Linked DNA regions of Homo sapiens: region 1 is linked to region 2. Evidence: chromatin contacts called from ENCODE Hi-C or POLR2A ChIA-PET data. All regions are on one chromosome and are shown on one strand. Each heading gives the region's core, a stretch centred on a gene start or an enhancer-like site at or near the end of the contact. The rest is flanking DNA. Distances are from core to core; before and after follow the strand shown. Region 1 has its middle 130 kb from the start of TNFSF18. Region 2 has its middle 88 kb from the start of FASLG.

Region 1 (3,553 bases), core at 893-3,392, 170 kb before region 2:
CTCAGTGAAGAACCAAGCAAAGTAATCAGCTGAAAGGAAGGAACAGTAGGTTTATTGGAGGATTGAAGAGAGAGGAAACAGTGTGAACCAAAGCTATCATTATGTAGGGAAGGGATGTGCTAGTAAGTCCAGTGTGATTAATGTCATTTGAGGTTAGTGCTGCAGCTCTATTCAGCTACTCAGTGCAAACAAAAATAGGTGAAGTATTGGATTTAACCACGTGAATGTAATGAAGATCTAAAGGGATGAGGCAGTTGAAGGTGTATGTGACAGAGCAATGATGAGGATAATGAACCAATCGATTAAACTGAGAAAGGTGAGAAGAGCAGCTGTGGAAGGGATAATGAGCAATGAAAAGAGGAAACAGTGAATGGAAAAGATTCCATGGGCAGTGGAGGAGGGTTACAAGAAGAACTGAATTGGAAACATGCAAGTAGGGATCAGAGAGTTTTGAGGGAGATTTGGTTCTTGCAAAGTATATGGTCTAGGGTATAACTCTGGGAGTAGATGACTGAGGTGAGCTGGGGTAGCATTTAAGAGCATTGGGAAAGAGATCAAGGGACTGAGAGAACAAGTATAGAATGGATTGTCCCTGTGGATATTGAAGTAATCAAAAATTCTGATAAGAGTAGTGGGTGAGGAAAAACATGGTGAACTGGAGGCTAAAATTTTTTATTGAAAAGAGAGGTGAGACTTAGGGCTTAGGAGGTAGGTAGGTGATGAGTATGGAATCTACTGGCAGGCATTTTCAGATAATGTTTTTAAAGGATTAACAATATTTGGGAGAAGCACTGAGAATCAAAGACACATATCTCATCTCTAGTATATAGTACAAGGTTTATGAGAGGAAAAAAAACATCTTCACTTGAAAGGGATGTGGGAGAAGCAGTATGTTTAAAGGAGACCCGGATTTCACTTAGGACAAGCTAATGAAGAGAGTTGCGAGAGAAGAGGCTGTGTATACTGGAGATATTGTTGAGGCTTGACCATAAGAAGAGAAACCAGAGAAAGGGTTTGGGGGACCTGCCTGGGAAGAGATGGGAGATGGAGTCAAAGTAGGAAATATAACGAGCAGTGTGAGGAGAAGAGAGGCAGGATAACCTGAGGGCATGCCCTAAAGACTCCAAGGTGAAGGCAGATGATCGATTCTGACTACAGCGCCTTCTTGCATTTAGTCCTTAGGCAGTTTGTGGTGGTAAGTTTTGGAGGAGTATTAAACATGAGTTTGGGAGCCTGGGAAGGGTCTCACTAGAGGCATGTAGAGCTCTGTGGGCCTCCTTTCAATCCTGGAATGGAACAATTGCAGATATTCAAAAGACGCTCTATGGGCTTGCTTTCTGTTAAGTAGATGCTAACTGATCATTTGTTTTATTCGTTTATCAATTATTTATGGGGAGCCCACAATGTGGAGGGCACTGTTTTAGACTTTGGATAAACAAACACACCTTTGGGTCTCCTGGACTTTACGGTTTAGTGGGAGAGAGATATTTAAAGTAAATAAACCAAGAAACACAATATCCAACTGTGCCATTGCTATAAAGACAAAGAACAGGGTGTAATGAGATCATGCAACCGGGTACCTTATGGTATTTAATTCTTCTACATTCTTTGAGTGTACCATGTTGCCTAGCTCCAAAAACACAGCTAAGAAGTAAAAGTGAAAACATATGTTAAGGTTTGATTATTTTCTGAATTAACTAATGAGACTGATTAAGGTGAGACTAAGAAGTAGTGAGACTGATCCCAAAAAGCCACCAAGAAATTACTAATTGCCTCATAATTATAATATCCAGATAAAACTTATTTTTCTACTAGTATATAGCCCTTCTCTTGAATTAACTTTAAACTGTAATTAAGTGACCAGTGTTGTTTAAATATGAGAAAACATTGTGTGGATGTCACTTTGGCACAGAGATACCAGATATGAATAAATGGGAAAACCTCAACTCCATTCATTGTTCTGGGTGGAGGTGGTAGGAAGTTGCCCACAATAAAATGCAAAAGTGCCTTCTGCTGAAATGTGCCCTGAGCCCACTTAGTCACAATATTAAAATGCAGATCCAAGTATTTGGAACAATATGCTCAACTTCTGGTCTATAGCTCCTGAAATGCACTGGGTCCCTATGACTCACTGGCAGAACACGGTTGAAAGAATGTCGAACTCATAAGAGAAAAATGTAACTCCCTGAGATGAATACAACCAACAAGAGAGTGCTTGCCAATGAGAAAATATTGAATTGTTAAAATGCAGTTCTGGAGAAGGCAATACAGGTGTGGAAGGAATATTCTATACTTGTCTCTATCACAGGAGTGTGTTGCTACTTCCAGCAAACTCACTTTCCAAAGAGAAGTCTTCGTAACATTTCTTCAAGGCCAATAATGCCAAGAGTGAAGTTTGCATAAGCTTTAAAAATTTCCCAACTTACCTACCAACTGAAAAATAGGTCAACTTTCAGTCTCAAGAGTAAGAAACTAAATGCATCAATGGGAAGAAACTAACTGCATCAATGGGGTCCTTTTTCCAGTTCAAATTAGGGACTTTAAGTCAGTTTTCCTTGGGAGTCTCCCAGCCTGAAGGAAATAAAAAAAAAAAATAAAAGCAATTAACACCACTTCAGAACTAGACTAGAGATCCACAAGGTAAACATTTTGAGAAAAAGCTAAGAAAAAATCCAAAAGATGAAGGAACAAGGCATCCAGTTCATCCAGAATCCTTCAAGCTTCTCTTTAGACTCATCCACTCACCCACCCATCCATCCATCCATCCATCTTTCCATCCAACTTTCTATTTGATTTTTGTTCGGCTGTCGTTGACCAAGCAGCTACTAAGTGTCTAGCTGAGGTTCACATATCGACAAGACACAGTTCCAGTCTTTGAGGAGCTAATTTGTAATGTTGCAACAAGCCACCAGGTAACCACACAGACAATTTCCATACTATCTAAGAACTGTCATGATAGAGTTAGCACAGGTGCTTTGGGGACACATAATAGGGTGGGGAACTTCATTCAGTAAAGGGCAGGGTAGAGGGGGAGCAGGTCAATGTCTTTAAGGAAGTCATATCCATGCCAAGATGTGAAAGGGGTAGGAGTCAGGCAAAGGAGAGAGGAGAAGGAAAAGTATGGATAAAAAACAAGTGTGTGCTGCTCATTCCTGGGTAGAATCTACAGTGGCCAGGCTTGTAACTCAGCTTGGGCCCCAGTAGGCTCTGTAGGAATGAAGGGTCTCCTGAGGCTCTAACATCCACTCAGACCCAAAGCAGTGAGGCTAGAGGGCTAATAAAATGTGTGGTGATATAAATGTTTTCAGTAAATATTTACATGAGGTAAATATTCAGTGATGGGTGATGGAAGATGGAAGATGGAGCCAGAAGGTAAAACCCTTCTGGAAAGTAATATTTTAGGCCAGAATCTAAAAGTGAGTAAATTCAGGTGAGTAAGAGAATGGAAACAAGTATCCTAAGCCTAGCAAATGCCACCTGCCATGGCCAAGAGAGTGCTATGGCCAGAGTACAGGGAAGACCTCAGAAAGACAGGCAAGGAGTTGGGTGGAGA
Region 2 (3,329 bases), core at 639-3,138:
TCTTCACCCGCGCGGCAGACTCCGCGGCTCTGCTCTCCTGCCCATCCTGCCCCGCCGCGGGCTTCAGCACCGGAGGAGATGAGGTTCTGTGTCTAGAACCTTTCAATAAGTCCTTTTCCTGCTTATATAATCTAGAGCTTATACCTATTAATTGCAACCAAGACTCTCAGCTAGAACAATATTTAATCAGTACTTGTATGTTATGATTTTAATAAATATATTTTATTAAGAAGTACAAATAGCTATCACATACTAAATTTCATAAATATTAGCAGTTTAGTAAGTCTCCCTACTGAATCTATTCCATCCTAATAGATGCTGCCACCTACTTTATAGCAACTACCAAATGACAGGCCTAGTACCTAACAAAAGTTAAAAGGGGGACTTGCCTTGCCTTGAAAATTCAGCCCCCTGTAATCCCAGCCCTTTGGGAGGCCAAGGCAGGCAGATGGCTTGAGTCCAGGAGTTCACAGACCAGCCTGGGCAACATGATGAAACTCCGTCTCTACAAAAAATACAAAAATTAGCCGGGCTTGGTGGTGCATACTTGTAGTTCCAACTACTCAGGAGGCTGAGGTGTGAAGATCGCTTGAGCCTGGGAGGCAGAGGTTGCAGTGAGCTGTGATCACTCTAGCCTGGGCAACAGAGCAAGACGCCATCTCAAAAAAAAGAAGGAAGGAAGGAAGGAAGGAAGGAAGGAAAGAAAGAAAGAAAGAAAGAAAGAAAGAAAGAAAGAAAGAAAGAAAGAAAGAAAGAGAAAATAGAAAAGGAAATTCAGTCCCGTGAAGTAATAGCAATTTTTATATACTTGTGAAATATAAACTGTCTTGAATATCTCACTAATTATTTAATACATGCTGCTTCACTACTGGGCTTTTCTTATTCTCTCCAATTGCCCAAATGACTTACCAAGGCAATAGGTAGTGATGATGGCTCAGTGATATAGAATTTGACAATAATTCTATTCGCGCTTTCTTGGACCCAGAGGGATTTAATTATTGAGGAAAGAAAGACAGTCTCCTTGATTGGAGGACAGCGGCACTCCTATGATTTGGATACCCAAGAGCAAAGTTAAATGGAGATTCTAGGGCAGACATGCAAGTGGGCTTGATCTCACTTATCTACTGTGATCTGACAGCAGTGGCTGTCAGGAGCATGGTGACGGGAAGTATCTTGAGGCTACATCCTGGCTAAGCAAGAAAAACATAAGACAATTAACAATGCTTGCAAGGATGCAGAAGTGGTGACAAGAGCCCATATTGGCTCTACATGTTATCATGAAAAAATTAACCAAATAAGACCACGAAGGAGAGTTAGATTACAAGAAACTCCTTATTCTGTATAGTGGCTATGTACAGCCTTAATTTTGATTCTCAATAGACCTGCTGAGATTTCTTAGGGCCTGGATGAATAGTCCAATATCACAAGCCATTAACATACATGAAAATTAAAGATGTAATACTAGCAAGTGATCCTCTTGGAAATGTCCCCATCAGGTTCCAGCTGACCAAATGTAAACTTATTTAAGTATGTTTGTAGATCTTGAGCTCTTAGCCACAAACATCACTTTAAATGATGAGTAAAAATAGATAAGTACTTCAAACATTGGCAAACACTCAAAGATTCAAAACCAAATGTTTCTTCCTAGTTTACCTTGTTTAAAAAGATGACACAAACTACTCCTAAAAACTAGTGACTGCCTACATTGGTAAACATTCTGGTCCTGGTGGCCTCTGGTGTTTCTTCCTTCTAGTCATGTTGTCCTTTTAAGCAAGGGTCACTCTTACTCCTCAGAGGAAAGTCAACATGACTCACTTTCAGAAACTGAAAGTACACCATGTCCACATAAGCAGTGCTGCTTACTGTATAACCGCAAAACCACATCAGAATAAGTCAGCTGCTCAGGAAGGAGAAGAAGGAGTGAGCTGAACAAACTCACCCCCATTCCAGATGGGGAGACTTTAAGAGTAGCCACAGGCTTCTTTGTTAAGCAGAGACTTAGATCAGAGGAGAAATGTCAGTGGCAGGCAGTGCAAGCAGGGTCCCTGGCTTCTGGTTACTGAATACATTGAAACAAGAGCCCACTCAAGGCCCCACTGTAAAGCCCTGAGGTTTTGGCTTCATCATCTCTTTCCTTTCCTTTGGTACATTCTTTCCCTAGTTTTCATCTCTCTCTGAACGTCAGGTGCTCTCTTGCCAAACCTCGTGTTAAGTGATTTTGGACAGGGTTTAAAGAAGTGGATCTTTTCTCTGAGTTAGATATTGTTAGGATCCCATGACTGGGTATCTTAATAATTCTTACCTAGAAGGTGTGAAGAATAAAACGAGACTGACTAAAGCATTCCTTGGTAAAGCAGCAGCAATCTCTTATATCAATAAGGATAGGGGCACACTGGTCATTTTTGTGGTCACTTTTAGACAACGCTCTTGGTTTCATCTGTGCTCAGACAGGATTATAGAGTGGATTTTATTTCTTTCTCTATTGTGATCACAGAGTGCCTTTTCTGATGTTGGCATTCTATGAAATTGTTTCTACTCAACAGGAGAACACTGGCCTAGCCATGAGTGCAGCACTAGCTTTAGCAACACCAAGGTCTAGCCTGTTCTCCATTCTTTCCTTGGGACAATCCACTCTTCCAAGTGACATAAACTAATCAGAAGAATTAATATCAGTTAACAAGAGTTAAGGGGCTGGGGAGGGGGGGTGTTCCGTACTTGCATTATAATAGTGACCTTTTAGAGAAAAGGCTGACCCCAGATAAACCATAATAGAGAAACTGGGTGGAAGAAAATAGATTCAGGAATTCTCCAATTAAACCATATAGGCAACCAGCTCCTCTGCCACCATATTAGCTGATCCTACATTTCATACCCACAGTTGAACTTCCAGGTAATCAACTAAATGAGGTCCATTCATGTTACCCTACTGTGCAGGCTTTTGGGATGGTTTGCCAACCACACTTCTAGAAGTCTCTCCTTTCATACAGAATCTCCTCTCATCTGGCAAGCTAGTCTCTTCTTGTTTTTCTGGTTTCTAAATGAATTCATATTGGAGCTTAACTTGCCAACCCTTATGAGTTGCTTTCAGAATGATCGCAACTGTTCTGAACAAGCCACCCTTTCTTGCTTGACTTCCCACTACTTTGGAGAGTGATTGTGAATCCTTGTGACTTCTCTTCACAGTACTCTTCTGCCACCTGGTGAAAGTTCGTAACACAACAAGACACTAGAGTTGCCATTCACTTTCAACTTCTACACACCCTGACACCAACACTAAGAAAACAGACACACTCACAGATGTCAGTCCATAAACACCTTGTAGGCATCTG

Evidence for each region. A loop is a pair of places that touch in the nucleus more often than their neighbours do. ChIA-PET counts read pairs that join two places held with the same protein, here RNA polymerase II (POLR2A). Pooled maps may share reads with other maps.
Region 1: a loop to region 2 is called in a map of PC-3, with 11 times the contacts of the local background. The contact joins two enhancer-like sites. A Hi-C loop is called at or near these places in 6 of 168 maps with a recorded cell type or tissue (IMR-90, MCF 10A, OCI-LY7 and 3 more) and 2 of 50 pooled maps. POLR2A ChIA-PET finds 5 or more read pairs at or near these places in 2 of 52 experiments (BJ and CD8-positive, alpha-beta memory T cell).

What each region holds. Positions count from the first base shown.
Region 1 is chr1:172,916,705-172,920,257 of GRCh38, reverse strand. No RefSeq gene overlaps it. Among named protein-coding and RNA genes, the nearest start is that of TNFSF18, 130 kb to the left of the region's middle. Within about 2 kb of position 2,142, at least 5 of the 41 ENCODE cell types and tissues checked have a DNase peak (open chromatin) inside an H3K27ac peak, as active enhancers do; they include PC-3, endothelial cell of umbilical vein and mammary epithelial cell, where a contact is called at or near this core.
Region 2 is chr1:172,745,015-172,748,343 of GRCh38, reverse strand. It overlaps the pseudogene SLC25A38P1. Among named protein-coding and RNA genes, the nearest start is that of FASLG, 88 kb to the right of the region's middle. Within about 2 kb of position 1,888, at least 14 of the 41 ENCODE cell types and tissues checked have a DNase peak (open chromatin) inside an H3K27ac peak, as active enhancers do; they include PC-3, endothelial cell of umbilical vein and mammary epithelial cell, where a contact is called at or near this core.